Regions from separate parts of the Homo sapiens genome. Here region 2 is linked to region 1. Evidence: chromatin loops called from intact Hi-C (ENCODE). Cell type or tissue: IMR-90. All regions are shown on one strand. Links, peaks and the distances in the headings refer to the core of each region. The heading gives the core; the rest is flanking DNA.

Evidence for each region. Hi-C counts contacts between places; a loop is a spot of excess contacts. Peaks named below come from ENCODE experiments on the same cell type or tissue, not always from the same donor. Only the 100,000 strongest peaks of a DNase experiment are listed, where the experiment ranks them.
Region 2: a loop joins it to region 1, with 2.0 times the contacts of the local background. A loop is called at or near these places in 1 of 110 quality-filtered maps.

The regions. Positions count from the first base shown.
Region 1 is chr2:12,047,723-12,054,394 of GRCh38, forward strand. All of the region lies in intron 2 of MIR3681HG (MIR3681 host gene), which reads left to right. Among named protein-coding and RNA genes, the nearest start is that of MIR3681HG, 44 kb to the left of the region's middle. In IMR-90, for the core only: a CTCF peak has its summit at 2,795; a DNase peak (open chromatin) is centred at 2,879; H3K27ac peaks cover 497 bases.
Region 2 is chr2:12,426,696-12,433,367 of GRCh38, forward strand. The region is part of intron 4 of MIR3681HG (MIR3681 host gene); the gene reads left to right. Among named protein-coding and RNA genes, the nearest start is that of MIR3681, 230 kb to the left of the region's middle. In IMR-90, for the core only: no CTCF peak of the experiment used is centred there; DNase peaks (open chromatin) are centred at 3,576 and 4,226; H3K27ac peaks cover 922 bases.

The sequences.
Region 1 (6,672 bases), core at 1,452-3,951:
TACCCAGATATTTGGTCAAATACTAGTCTAGATGTTGCTGTGAAGGTGTTTTTAGTTGATATCAATATCTAAATCAGTAGACTGATCTAAAAGAAGCAGATGATCCTTCCTAATGTGGGGTGGCCTCATCCAATCAGTTGAAGGCCTTAGGAGGAAAAAGACTGATGTCCCCCAAGGAAGACAGAATGCTGTCAGCAGAGAGCTTTGGACTCAGACTTGATCATCAGCTGTTTCCTGTGTCTCTAGCCTGCTGGCCACCTGCAGATTTTGGACTTGTTTGTCTCAGTAATTACACCAGCCAATTCTTTAAAATAAACTCTCAATCTGTATGTATATCTCCATCCATCTATCCATCCACATATCTATGTATGTATGTAAGTGTATCTATCTATCATCTATCTAATCTATCCATTCACCTATTATCTATTATCTATCCATCCATCTATTTACCTATTTGCTATCATCATTTATCTATCATGTTTCTATCTATTCTCTCTCTCTCTCTCTCTCTGTCTCTGTCTCTCTCCAGTTTTGTTTCTTTGGAAAGCCCTGAGTGATACCCTGGAAAAGAGGGGTGGTGAGTATCATTTACAGCCAGGAGACAAATGGGAGCTGTGGGGATTGTATTTTGTACCATAAATCCCCTCATTTAGGTTTTTCCAGGGAACAAGACAAATCAGTACCCTGGAGAAGCTGTTCCCTGAAGGGGCAAACTTACCAGAGGAAGCAGGTGGACCTGAATGCCACAAGGGGTGGATTAGGAAAGATTGTGCTGTTCAGCCTGAATCCCTTCTCCAAGGCCAACATGCCAAGTGCCTAGCTGCTGAAAATACCAACCACTGCCGCTGGTTCACAGCCCGCCTCACTAGGAGTTGCCCTTGGCTGTAGGGAGGGAATGGCCTTAATCAAGGTTTCATCCCCTTTAGAGGGTAGCTCCTGTCATGGCCAACTGATGCAGAGATACAAAGCTGTAGGCTCTGTGCCTCAAGCTGGGATCTGGAGAAGGGCAGTCGTGGCTCCAGAGCCCCCTAGAGGGCCAGTGAGGGCTCAGCGAGGACTCAGTGGCAGCTGCATTGTTGCTTGGTTTCCCCCTCTTCCCAGACCTGCTTCTTCATTTCCTTTGAGGTGTACCTTCAAGAAGCATTGCTCTGTAGTGTGACTCTCTGCCTCAAAGTCTGATTCCAGGGATCTTGATCTGGGACAGATGGTTGTTAGCATGTTACTTGGCACCAGCAGGTACTCAAGGAATGTTAGTTTTCTTCTGTTATGGCCTTAACCTACTCTTAGAGACTGTATCAGGAAAGAATTTCTAATGGCTTTCACCTTTTTTTTTTTTTTTTTTTTGAGACAGAGTCTCGCTCTGTGGCCAGGCTGAGTGCAGTGGTGTGATCTCGGCTCACTGCAACCTCCGCCTCTCAGGCTCAAGTGATTCTTCTGCCTCAGACTCCCGAGTAGCTGGGACTACAGGCACACGCCACCACACCTGGCTAATTTTTGTATTTTTAGTAGAGATGGGGTTTCACCATGTTGACCAGGATGGTCTCGATCTCCTGACCTTGTGATCCACCTGCCTCAGCCTCCCAAAATGCTGGGATTACAGGCCTGAGAAACCGTGCCCGGCCAGCTTTCACCTTTTATTTGTAGTGTCTATTTGGTAGCAATGGTCCCTGTCATTCAGTTTCAAAGGGAGTTGACTTCCTAACTTAAATTCATCTTTTCCTGCTTGAAGTGAACCCTTATTTCTCCCATCCTGCACTCTCCTTTTTTACACCCATGCACACACACACACACACCTCTTACATCGACTACAGCAATCAACCAACAAACATCAACTGTAGAAGAAGAGTATAATTGTTTCAATTTGTGTTTCTGAATAAAGTGGTTTCTAGATAAAGTTTGCATTTGACATAAGATTGTCCTTAGAATTTTTTTCTCTCAAACTAATTTAGAGGAGTGGAAAGAGATGGGATGAGAGTTACACTTAAGTTGCAAATACCTTTTCTGTAGTGCTGGGACAAAAATAAATCCATGAAGTTCATGGGTTAATAAAACATCTTGGCAGGGCATGGAGGCTCACACCTATAATCCTAGTACTTTGGGAGGCTGAGGTGGGCGATCATGTGGAGTCAGGAGTTCGAGATCAGCCTGGCCAACATATAGTGAAACCCTGTCTCTATTAAAAAAATACAAAAATTAGCTGGGCGTGGTGACACATGCCTGTAGTCTCAGCTACTAGGGAGGCTGAGGCAGGAGAATTGCTTGAACCCAGGAGGTGGAAGTTGCAGTGACCCGAGATTGCACCACTGCACTGCAGCCTGGGTGACAGAGCAAGACTCTGCCTCTCAAAAAAAAAAAAAAAAATCTTGCAACTGATTTTAATTCACTCTTGATTCTAAATTTCATCTCTCCTTTTTTTTTTTCTGTCTGCTTACTCAAAGGGATGTTTTGCAAATTGTAGAACCTTCAGATTGACATCAGTAAACAAACAACAACAGTTTATGCTACTTTGATATTTCGAAATACAAATTAAATGCTCTGTTTATCTGTCAGCATTGAATCCAGTCATACTAATTATCCTCTGGGAATTCGATAGTTTTAAAACCCTTTTACCGTCAGAATCCAGAGATAAAGGTGGGGATAAAAGGAGAGAAGGCAACTTGCTTAGTATCTTTTGCTACCAAACACCTCCAGTGACAGCACCATTTACTCTTTACCTCAGCATTGACAGAGGCAGAGTTGGTCTCCTGGAAATGAATTTTGCTGCAGTTGCTGCTATTACTATTGTTACCGTGGGGTCGCTCCTGTTCCTGTAAATGCTGAAAGCTACTCTGGATTCGTAGCCCAAAGCGAACTTCCTTCTACACACACTCACTCTGGTTCCACCACAGCTGTGCTGGTGCAGATGTGAATCATCTTTGCAAACAAACTGAAGATTATTTCAAGAGTTAGTCTAATGAGTAGTGAATGTGGGCTGATTACTGTATTTGCAAAGAAACTTATTTTTTCCAACATCGTGCTAAAGAACAGACTGGTACTTCCCATAGGCTTATAAAAGTAAGTAATCAACGTGTTTGTGTAAATATTTAATGATGTCCACATTCACATTCATGAATCAATGGGCGATCATAATTGCTTTTGTGGGATGTGATAGACACAAACTTAAACAAGAACCCACCATATCTTAGCAAGCTTTCTTATGGAATGTAGAAAAAAATATGGTGATTAGAGAAACATTTCTACCATGTGAAAAAATCTTGCATAAATAATTTATACTTCGCTGGGCTTGGTGGCTCATGCCTGTAATCCCAGCACTTTGGGAGGCCAAGGTGGGCGGATCACTTGAGGTCAGGAGTTCAAGACCAGCCTGGCCAACATGGCAAAACCGCATCTCTACTAAAAATATCAAAATTAGCAGGGCATGGTGGTGTACACCTGTAACACTAGCACTAAGGAGGCTGAGGCAGGAGAATCACTTGAACTGGGAAGGTGGAGGTTGCAGTGAGCTGAGACTGCACCACTGCCCTCCAGCCTGGGCAACAGAGTGAGACTCTGTCTCAAAAAAGAATTTATATTTGGATACATTAAATTATATATTTATCTTTATTTGTAACATTTTCTTTGTGATTTAGTTTCATAAATCTAAGTTAGATCAACTTGACTTGCTGATTCTTCACCAGGTGCTGAATTTATTTGCTCACAACTTCACACTCATAGAACAGGCACTTCTTGATCCTTGGCTGTGTAATATGGTTCAAAGTTTAGAGTCACAGAGAGACCTGGCTTTGACTTCCAACAGTCCTGAGTTCAAATCAATTTCTCTGCTTGTTAGTTGTTTGACTTTGGACACATCAACTAAGTCTTTGTGCTTCACTTTCTTCACTTATAATATGGGGGTTATAGTCACCTAGCAGAGCTGCTGTGAGGATTAAATGATGCAGCAATTTCCGGTATATAGTAAGTTCTCAATAAGTGGTTGTTTCTTCCCGTTTCCTTTAGTGTACCTGGAAGCTTTTGTAATCCAGATGTGAAAGAGAACCATAACATTCCCTGAGAAACTTCTGGTTTATAGTAGTTTGGGAAAGCCAAACTTTATGTGAATAAGAGAGAGAGGAGGGGATACTGTGATATTTTTGGCCGGTGATTTCTAACATGTTGGCCAATTAATACTCCTTCAACCTGACATACTTTTTCTTGCCTTTAAATAGTCCATGTCCTACCACCTCCTCCACCAAGCTTTTCTTTTATGACTCAGACAGCCAACATTGCATAAAACTCATGCCCCTCCAAACTTCCATGCATCACTCTCCAAACATCACCATCTCCTATTACAGCTGTTTTCAGTCTTGGCTTATGGTCTTTACTGAAATTATGCTTCATGAGAACAGAGCTACTTCTGCTTCATCATTGCACCCAGAGGACCTGACGAGGGACCAAACATGGCAATTGTGTGGGGCAGAGGGAAGTGTGGGTTTGGAGTTAGAAGACTTGAGTTGTGATTCCAGTTTTATTGGTTGCTGTGTGATGTCAGGCAAGTCCTATACACTTTCTCAAACTATGTTTCTTCATCTATAAAATGGTTATAATAATCCTACTGGTTATAATTTTTTGTAAACTTCCTCAAATCCTATTCCAAAGGAGGTACAATAGAAATAAAATGAATGAAATGGTTCCTACTGTATCTTCATTATGACACTATTGGACACTATAGGAGATTATGGTTGTGGAAATATATTTGATAAGAAATGCAGTACACATGCTATTTAGGGTTATTAGGAACTCATTAAATATTTCCTGAATCAATGTGTAATGGAAATAAGATTTCTTTTACCTGCTGGGTGCGGTGGCTCACTCCTGTAATCCCAGCACTTTGGGAGGTCGAGGCAGGAGGATCACAAGGTCAAGAGGTCGAGACCATCCTGGCCAACATGGGGAAACCCTGTCTCTACTAAAAATACAAAAATTAGCTGGTTATGGTGGCATGTGCCTGTAATCTCAGCTACTTGGGAGGCTGAGGCAGGAGAATCACTTGAACCCAGAAGGTGGAGGTTGCAGTGAGCCGGGATTGTGCCACTGCACTTCAGCCTGGCGATACAGCGAGACTCTGTTTAAAAAAAAAATAAAATGGATCTTTTTTACCTTTTTATTTTATCAGCCTAAAAAGGAGGGTGATGGATTGACAACACACTTGGAGGGAGAGGAGAGTGACTCTTGGTAGAAGAAGACAGCTGTCAAGGGAAGGTAGCAGTGTCTGACACATGGTGTGTGTTGAGGAAGTATGTATTGAATATGCTGAATGAGTAAACAGCATAGTGATTGGGAAAGTATCCTGCAACACCAACCAATGTTGAGACAGAAAAGGCAGCCAATGCAAATCATTGATGAGGCACTGATGAGGGACTCCTTCCCGACTCTGACATTCCCTATCCTCCTGCATTATTTCTCTAGAGTATACTTTGCATCTACTTATGTGTTCATGTCTTTGTTTATTTATCTGATTAGTTAGTTTGATGTCCATCTCCCTTACTAGGTGATAAGCCCTAGGAGGGCAGTAATTTTTGTCTATTTTGTTCACTCCTGAGTCCACCAGGTGCTCCAAAAATACTTTTAGAATAAATGATTGACTGATTCTTTTGTATTCCTTAGGTAAGGAAGATTTTCAAGAACCTCTTGGGGAACTGTGCAGTTATAGTATATTTCAAATGTCCATCTGCTCATTAAGATGGAAGAATAAATAATCATTGAGAAAGAGACTTACAACCAGATAAAACCTTTTGTTGGAACAAACTTGTGAATTTAGGCTGATAATATTAAAAAGTCCAGAACATAAAACGTTTGGGGCTGTACATTAAACACTCTACACTAAAGTCATATGCAGGTTGACATAAGGTCACAGACAAGAGCAGGGATGTCTTGCAGGTTGTCTATGGAGAGATGGGGAGACCAAGAACCGAGGTGTGAGTCCTGATTCCATCCCTCACTAGTTATGTGCTCTTAGCCAATTTTTAAGTTTCTGAGCCTCAGTTTTCTTATCTGAAAAGGAAGTATAATATCTCCTTTATGGGATTGTGTTAGTCTGTTCTCATGCGGCTAATAAAGACATACCCAAGACCGGGTAATTGATAAAGAAAAGAGGTTTAATTGACTCACAGTTCCACATGGCTGGGGAAGCCTCACAATCATAGCAGAAGGCAAAGGAGGAGCAAAGTCATGTCTTACATGGTGGCAGGCAAGAGAAAGAACATGTGCAGGGTAACTCCCCGTTATAAAACCATCAGATCTCATGAGACTTGTTCACTATCACGAGAACAGCATGGGAAAGACCCACCCTCATGATTCAATTACCTCCCACTTGGTCCCTCCCATGACACACGGGAATTATGAGAGCTACAATTTGAGATTTGGGTGGGGACACAGCCAAACATTATCAAGGAATTTTCATAGTTAAGTAATATTATTTATATTTGTACCTATATGTATCACAGCACATCCTTAAAATATAATAAAGTTATTGTTGTTATTTTATAAAGCAAAGCTTTATAAACATATATCATTATAAAGTCAAATGATATATGTTGAGTCAAAAAACTTGGCTCATTTTCCCAGTTCTGCCACTAAATAGCTGTGTGGCTTGGATCATAATATTCAGAGCTAAGCTTTGTTGAACTCTTACTA
Region 2 (6,672 bases), core at 2,405-4,904, 380 kb after region 1:
CTGGAAGGCCTGTGGGATAAATCCATCCTAGAATTTGCTGGCAAAAGTAAAAAACTTCTCTCTCAATAAACTGTTTTTACTTTTTTCTTTATCAAAACAATGTAACATATTGAATCTATCATATTTCTTGTGGAGTTTGGCCCTATAGCATATGGCATTAAAATTAAGATAAAAAATTAGTCTGTTTTAGAATACAGGGACGAGGAGAGAATTTAACTTCCCAGTACCCCTGAGGGGTTCTTGGCCTCTGTATGCATTATAAGGTTTGCATTATAATATATTTATATTTGATTTTAGCTAAACTTTTTTGGAATAGAGTTAATAATTTTGAATAACTTTCTGCCTGTGAATGCTAATTCAATTTCTAAACAAGAAAATCATTTTAATTCAACTATTTCAATGGCAAATACATCTGAATGCTTTCTGGATGATTTCTGAAAAATCTGTAAATTAGTTGGTGACTATTTCATTGATTTGAGTACTTTTCCACTAGGATCTTCAACTCACAAGCTCAGTCTAGAAGGCCATCCCCTCCAACTCTATCTCATGCCTTGATTTAAACCCCTCTGATGCCAGGACAGGCACTGCCTCCTGGGGCCTCCAGTTCATAAATATTGACAGGGTATACCTTAGATTGAGCCATTCTTTATCTATCTCTAGGTTATTGGCCCACATTTGGGGTTAATGCTTAGCATCATGAAGAATGTGCTTTTCTCTGGACTGTGTGAGCACCCTTAGAGGTCTATCTCGGTCTGCTACAATTGGGTTTGGCATATGGAGAATTATCACCCTGATAGGAGATGATTTTGAATTCTTTTTACATTCCAATTTTTTCCCCTAAATGTGTTCCAATTAGTCTGTGTTGTTGGGCACCGCAATTACTGTTTATTTTTATTCTATGTTTTTCCAAGTTAACTAATTATAAATTCATAGTGTCTCTGGGCTAGGTTGATAGTGGGAAAAATGTATTGCAGAATCTCTCAATTGTGGCTGCTTGAGCTCCAACCACACACAAAAAGAGAGTCTATCAATTGTATGGGAGAAAAGATTTAGGCTCAAAAAAGAAAGGTCACTTTTTCAAGACCACCCCGCATGTTAGGAGCTGTGCCCCTGACAGAACATGGGCATTTGCCTCCTCTGTCCCATGCTCTTCCAGCCATGTCTTCCCCACTACCCCTGCCAGGGCCTCAGTGAAGCTTTCTCCATCATGCTTCAAAAATCAGTGTCTGTCTGTGTACTAGGTCATCTGTTCATTCGCATTTTTATTCACATGTATATCCAATACTTAATGGGCACTGGATGCTGAATGGGCATGTTTACCTGCTATCTGACTTAGCCCTGACAACAGTACTACCAATTCAGCATTTCAGCTCCACTTTACTAATGAGGAAACTGGAGAATGGGGAGAAAAAAATGGCATTTCTCAAATCACACAGTTCGTAAATGGTAAACCTATAATTCAAACTCAGGTCTGCTTTCTGCTCGAAAGGGTGCCGTTCAATGCCAGATATCATGGCTCCACTTCTCAAAGGAAGCACAACTTCTAAACAGGTGGGCCCCTCTTTTGCTCTTCTCCTGCATGTACACTGGGTAGATTCAAAGGTGTCCCTCATTTTTTCCATCTTCCATGAGGGATGTCCTAATCACCCCCTTTCCACAGGATCATTCTCTCTTCCATCCTGGCCTGCAGGGAGCAATTTGCACACCCTCCCCAGTGACTTCCCCATCCTCCAGCCCCATCCTGGTGAGGCCCTGGAGTTCTCACATTCCTTCCCACTGGGCCTCACATGCTCCCCTTCCTGCAGCTCTTTCCAGGCACCCCCGCCCTCACAGATGTTTACATGTTCAGGCTCCTTTCTGCCACAGGGTAGCCTTGGCCTCTTTCAGGAGATTGCTCCATATAATTGTTTCTAGCGCACAGCTGGGGACAGGCCCAGCCTTTCTCCCAACCTTCCCCCTCGCCCCCCGACGGCTTCTGAGAGCTGGATGTACCAAGAAGCCCACTGGCTGGCTCAGACCCACCCTCATGACTGAGCCAGTCCTGACCCAGTTCGAAAATATATCAGGCCCATGATAGCACTCAATTCTAACTTTCCATGTGATTTAGACAAATCACCAGACTTCTCTGTGTGCTTCCTTATACTTCAAGTACCAATTCCAATACTTGCTTTATAGCAGAGGGAGGCAGTGAGCATCAAAATAGGTTTTAAAAACAACAGTGATAACAACAGCAGCAAAACATTAGGCACAGGCACATTGTTTTTACTGATGAACTATGGGCTGCCTGTCACACATTGGCAATGGGGAGCTGAATGCTAACCAACCATCCCTGCCCCCAAGGAGTTCATAGCCTCAGGAAAAAAGAATAACAAAAACCAGCCACGTGAACAATGAGCTCTGCAAAAAGTCTATATGTTTATAATACTTGCAACTAAAAGTCATTTCATTCCACAGCCTCTTTTGAATTTATTTTTATAACAACCCTGCTGGGTACATGCTATGAATATTCCTCTTCCAACAGAGGAAACTAAGTCCTAGCAAAATGGAATCATGAATAAGAGCAGAGTCAGGATTTGAACGGAGGGGATTTTGCTGTTGCTTTTTGTTTGTTTTTGTTTTGTTTTGTTCCTAAAGCCTTTCATTGCTTTTGATCACTTTTCAGCCCAGAGTCACAGATGGCTGTGCTTTTCCATCCGGGCCACTTAATCTGATGGTAATGCACCATTTCTAAGAAGAGTTCTCTACTATTTCCCATGATATTTCCTTCCAAGTTGTTGACACCATTCTGCAGATTTTGATGCTGGTGGTAAATTCTCTAATGAAGACTATTTGCTTCATTGATGTCAAATTACTGCCTTACTGCTCTTATTTTTTGCCTTTTTGTGCACACAAATAGATTTTTGTTTTAATATGGAATCATAAAATCATCTCTTCAAATATATTTTAAACGCAGTTAAACTCAGTATGTGTAATACTAATCATATAACCTAATGAACTAAAGTGGTGATAATGTGTACAACTCTGAGCCCACATGTGACCCCAGTAGCAACTACATCGCAATTGCCACCACCTGGCTAGCAGCAATTTTAAGATGCATTCTGATACAAAAGATGCTAAAATCTGAAAAGTACATGATTTAGAATACACAAAACACAGTATAGTTTTTTCTTTTCCTTTTAGTAAGAACTCTGGATTTTTTTTTTTGGCTAGCCTGTAAGATCCTTTGAAAAACTGGGTCTCACATATGCATACTTGGCATCTAGGATGCAAAAGAAAAATACGGGAAGCGGGAAGCTACAGTGTGCCAGAAATAGGTTATCCATTGCCACATGTGTTGTTTAGTTGGCTTATTACAATAGCCCAAGGGTAGCCTGCACTTTCCCCACTTTACAGAGTGTTTTTTAAAAGTATACTGGGTACACCTTACATAGCTTAAGACACATAAGAGGCATTCAATAAATGTGTGCTGGTGAAATGAAAGAATATGTAGAGATTAAATAACTTGGTCATGTTCAGGCAGTTAGTTGACATTGAATCAGAAAATTGACTCTTGACTGGTCTGACTCAAAGGCCCATTCTTTGGCAATTGCTAGTCTGGCTCCAAGCGGGTGACTACGAGGTCTGGCAACTAATGGGAGACAAAAATATTTACTGTGTCAGTTAGAAGGAAGAAGGAAGGAAGGAAGAAAGAGAAGAAGAAAGGAAAAAGGAAGGAGAAGAAGGAGGAAGGAGGAAAGGGAGGAAGAAAGGAAGGAGGAGAGGGAGGGAAGGACAGAAGGAAGATCGAAGGAAGAGGTGAAAAAAAGAAAAAAGAAAGGATGAGAGAAAGATAATAAGAAGCAAGAAAAAACAGAAGTAAAAACTGAGAAAAGGGAAGGGAAAAGGGAACGAAAAGACAGGCAAAATGGAAAAAGAGGAAAATGAAAGAAAAGGAAGAAAGCAGGGAAGAAAGCTGTCAGTAATGGCTAAACATTAAGAAACTGGATTAGAAAGATAGTGTTTTTGCAAAGCCAATGTTGGCTTTCCTCCAGATTTCACTAGTTTTACAGTTATTCTAGAAAGTTCTCTAAACATCAAATTTTGAAGGAAGGAACCAACACTGCAACTGCTACTTGTTTTCAGGTTCTTGACCAACAGAGGCTTAATGAGTAATGTATTTGCTCAAAGTGAACTGAGGAAAGCAGTACTTAAGAACGCCTCTCACTGGTCAGCTAAGTGAGACAGTAAACCACCCAGGACGTTATATATCCTGTGCATATGTTTAAACCGGTGACTTGGGAAGAAACTGAAAGTTACTTTGTATAGTGAAACTTCCAGGCATAGTTTACTCAGTCTACTCAATACTGAGATCTAAGCCTAACTCCACAGCACCCGTGGGAGTGCTCTTTAAAGAGGAAGATGAGCTTTGAGCACTTTTTTTTTTTTTTTTTTTTTTTGAGACAGAGTCTCGCTTTCGCCCAGGCTGGAGTGCTGTGGCACTATCTCGGCTCACTGCAAGCTCCGCCTCCCAGGTTCATGCCATTCTCCTGCATCAGCCTCCCGAGTAGCTGGGACTACAGGCACCCGCCACCATGCCTGGCTAATTTTTTTTTTTTTTTTTTTGTATTTTTTACTAGAGACGGGGTTTCACCATGTTAGCCAGGATGGTCTCGATCTCCTGACTTTGTGATCCGCCCCCCTCAGCCTCCCAAAGTGCTGGGATTACAGGGGTGAGCCACTGCACCCGGCCAACTTTGGGCATTTTAACCACAGTTCAGCATAATGAGAGAGATGGTGGCTGTTATCATAGGCAGAGATTTTCTTTCTCCTTCATTTCCATTACTCAATTAATTCTTGCTTTTGTTCTGTGTTTGTTAAAGTTGCCATTAAGGTCAGAAAAATTCTTTATATAGAAAACAAAACAACAACAAACACCAGTGTGGTACTGGAGGAGTACTGGAATAGGAGCCAGGAGGTCTTGGTTCTAATCTTGCCTTTGCTACAGGTTTGCCACCTGACCTTGGACAAACTGCTTTATCCCTCTGGGTCTCCTCACAATCAAAATCCATGAATATTTAAGCTGTGACACATTTGGAGACGCACTGCTGAACACATAATATTATTATGCAGCCCAGTGTCTCAGAGTTGCCATCCATAGTCAAGGAGAGCTTTCTATACTTTCAGAAATAGCATCTCGTTTTTAGATAAGAAGTTTTAATTGAACTATAAAGGAGTAATATGCATTTCTTTTCTTTCTCCATTTTTCCTTTTTTCTGAGGCAGGGTCTCGCTCTGTCACCCAGGCTGGAGTGCAGTGACAGGATCACAACTTACTGCAGCCTCGATTTCCTAGGCTCAAGTGATCCTGCAACCTCAGACTCCCAAGTGGCTGGGACTACAGGTGCGCACCACCACTCCCAGCATTTTTTTTTTTTTTGGTAGAGATAGGGTCTCACTATTTTGCCAGGCTGGTCTAGACCACCTAGGCTCAATCAGGTATCCTGCCTTGACCTCCCAAAGTACTGGGATTACAGGTATGAGCCAGGGTGCCCAGTAGTAACACCCATTTCTGATAGAAACTTTGGAAAATATGGACAAAAGCAGGAGAGAAGGAAAAGGTAATCCTGTCATGCAGAGGTAACCATGATTGTTTTGATGTACTTTTGATAGTATTTTAAATATATACATTTATAAGCATATTGGGGAACATATTATATTGAGATTTTTAAAGTTTTTAAAAATTATTTATTACTGTAAACAATCTCCTATGCAATTAGTCTTCAAAAAATGATTTTTAGTGACTGACCACATAGGACTCCATCAAATGGATTAAGTGTAATTAATTTGAACATTTTTCTATTCTTGGTCTTTTCAGTTATTTGGGTTACTTTTGCTATTATAAAAATGCTGTGGTGACTACATATTTGGAAATATGAACGTATTCATGCCTTTTCAAATAACAAATTGGAAGGATAAGAATTACTGGGTTAAAAAACTAGGCCAATTTTAAATTGTCCTGCAGAAAAGTTGCAGCAATTTATCTCACCAGAATGTTCTGAGGATGTTATTGTACACCTGCTTACCAATGTCAAGGAACATGTAACAACAGCAATAAGAAAAACACAACACATTCTCTAACCTACTGAGAGCAGATTTTATTTTACTGATGTGTTTATATTCATTTCACTGATTATTCGTAAAGTTAACGTTTTTATTTCACATTTGCTTGCCACTTGCAAGACTTCTTTTGTAAAGTGCCTTTTGTATTCTTTGAACACTTTTCTATTAAGGGGGAGTGGATGTTCAGGCTTTTCCTATAGCTTTAAAGCCCTTACATGATGAGGATGTAAAACATCGCTATGCTTGTGGTAGATTTTTTTTTGCCATATTTTATTTTATTATTGTTTAAGGTGTTCTGTTTATAATATCTAAGGAAATATATTTTTAGGACAGAAGTCAAATTCCCTGAAGGCATGGAAATATAGCACTTCCCACCAGAAATACATTCTTTTGGTATTAGCACAGAGCTTTTAAAACAATAAACATGAGATTCACATCAGAATTGTCTCTCTCATTTTTTTTTAAGTGAGGTGCAATTCTCGGCCCATAACAATAGCAAAGTCTATAATTTTCATCTTTTAAGTCTATAGCTTTTTAAAAAATAATGCAAAGTATCTAAAGAAGAATGCAAAAA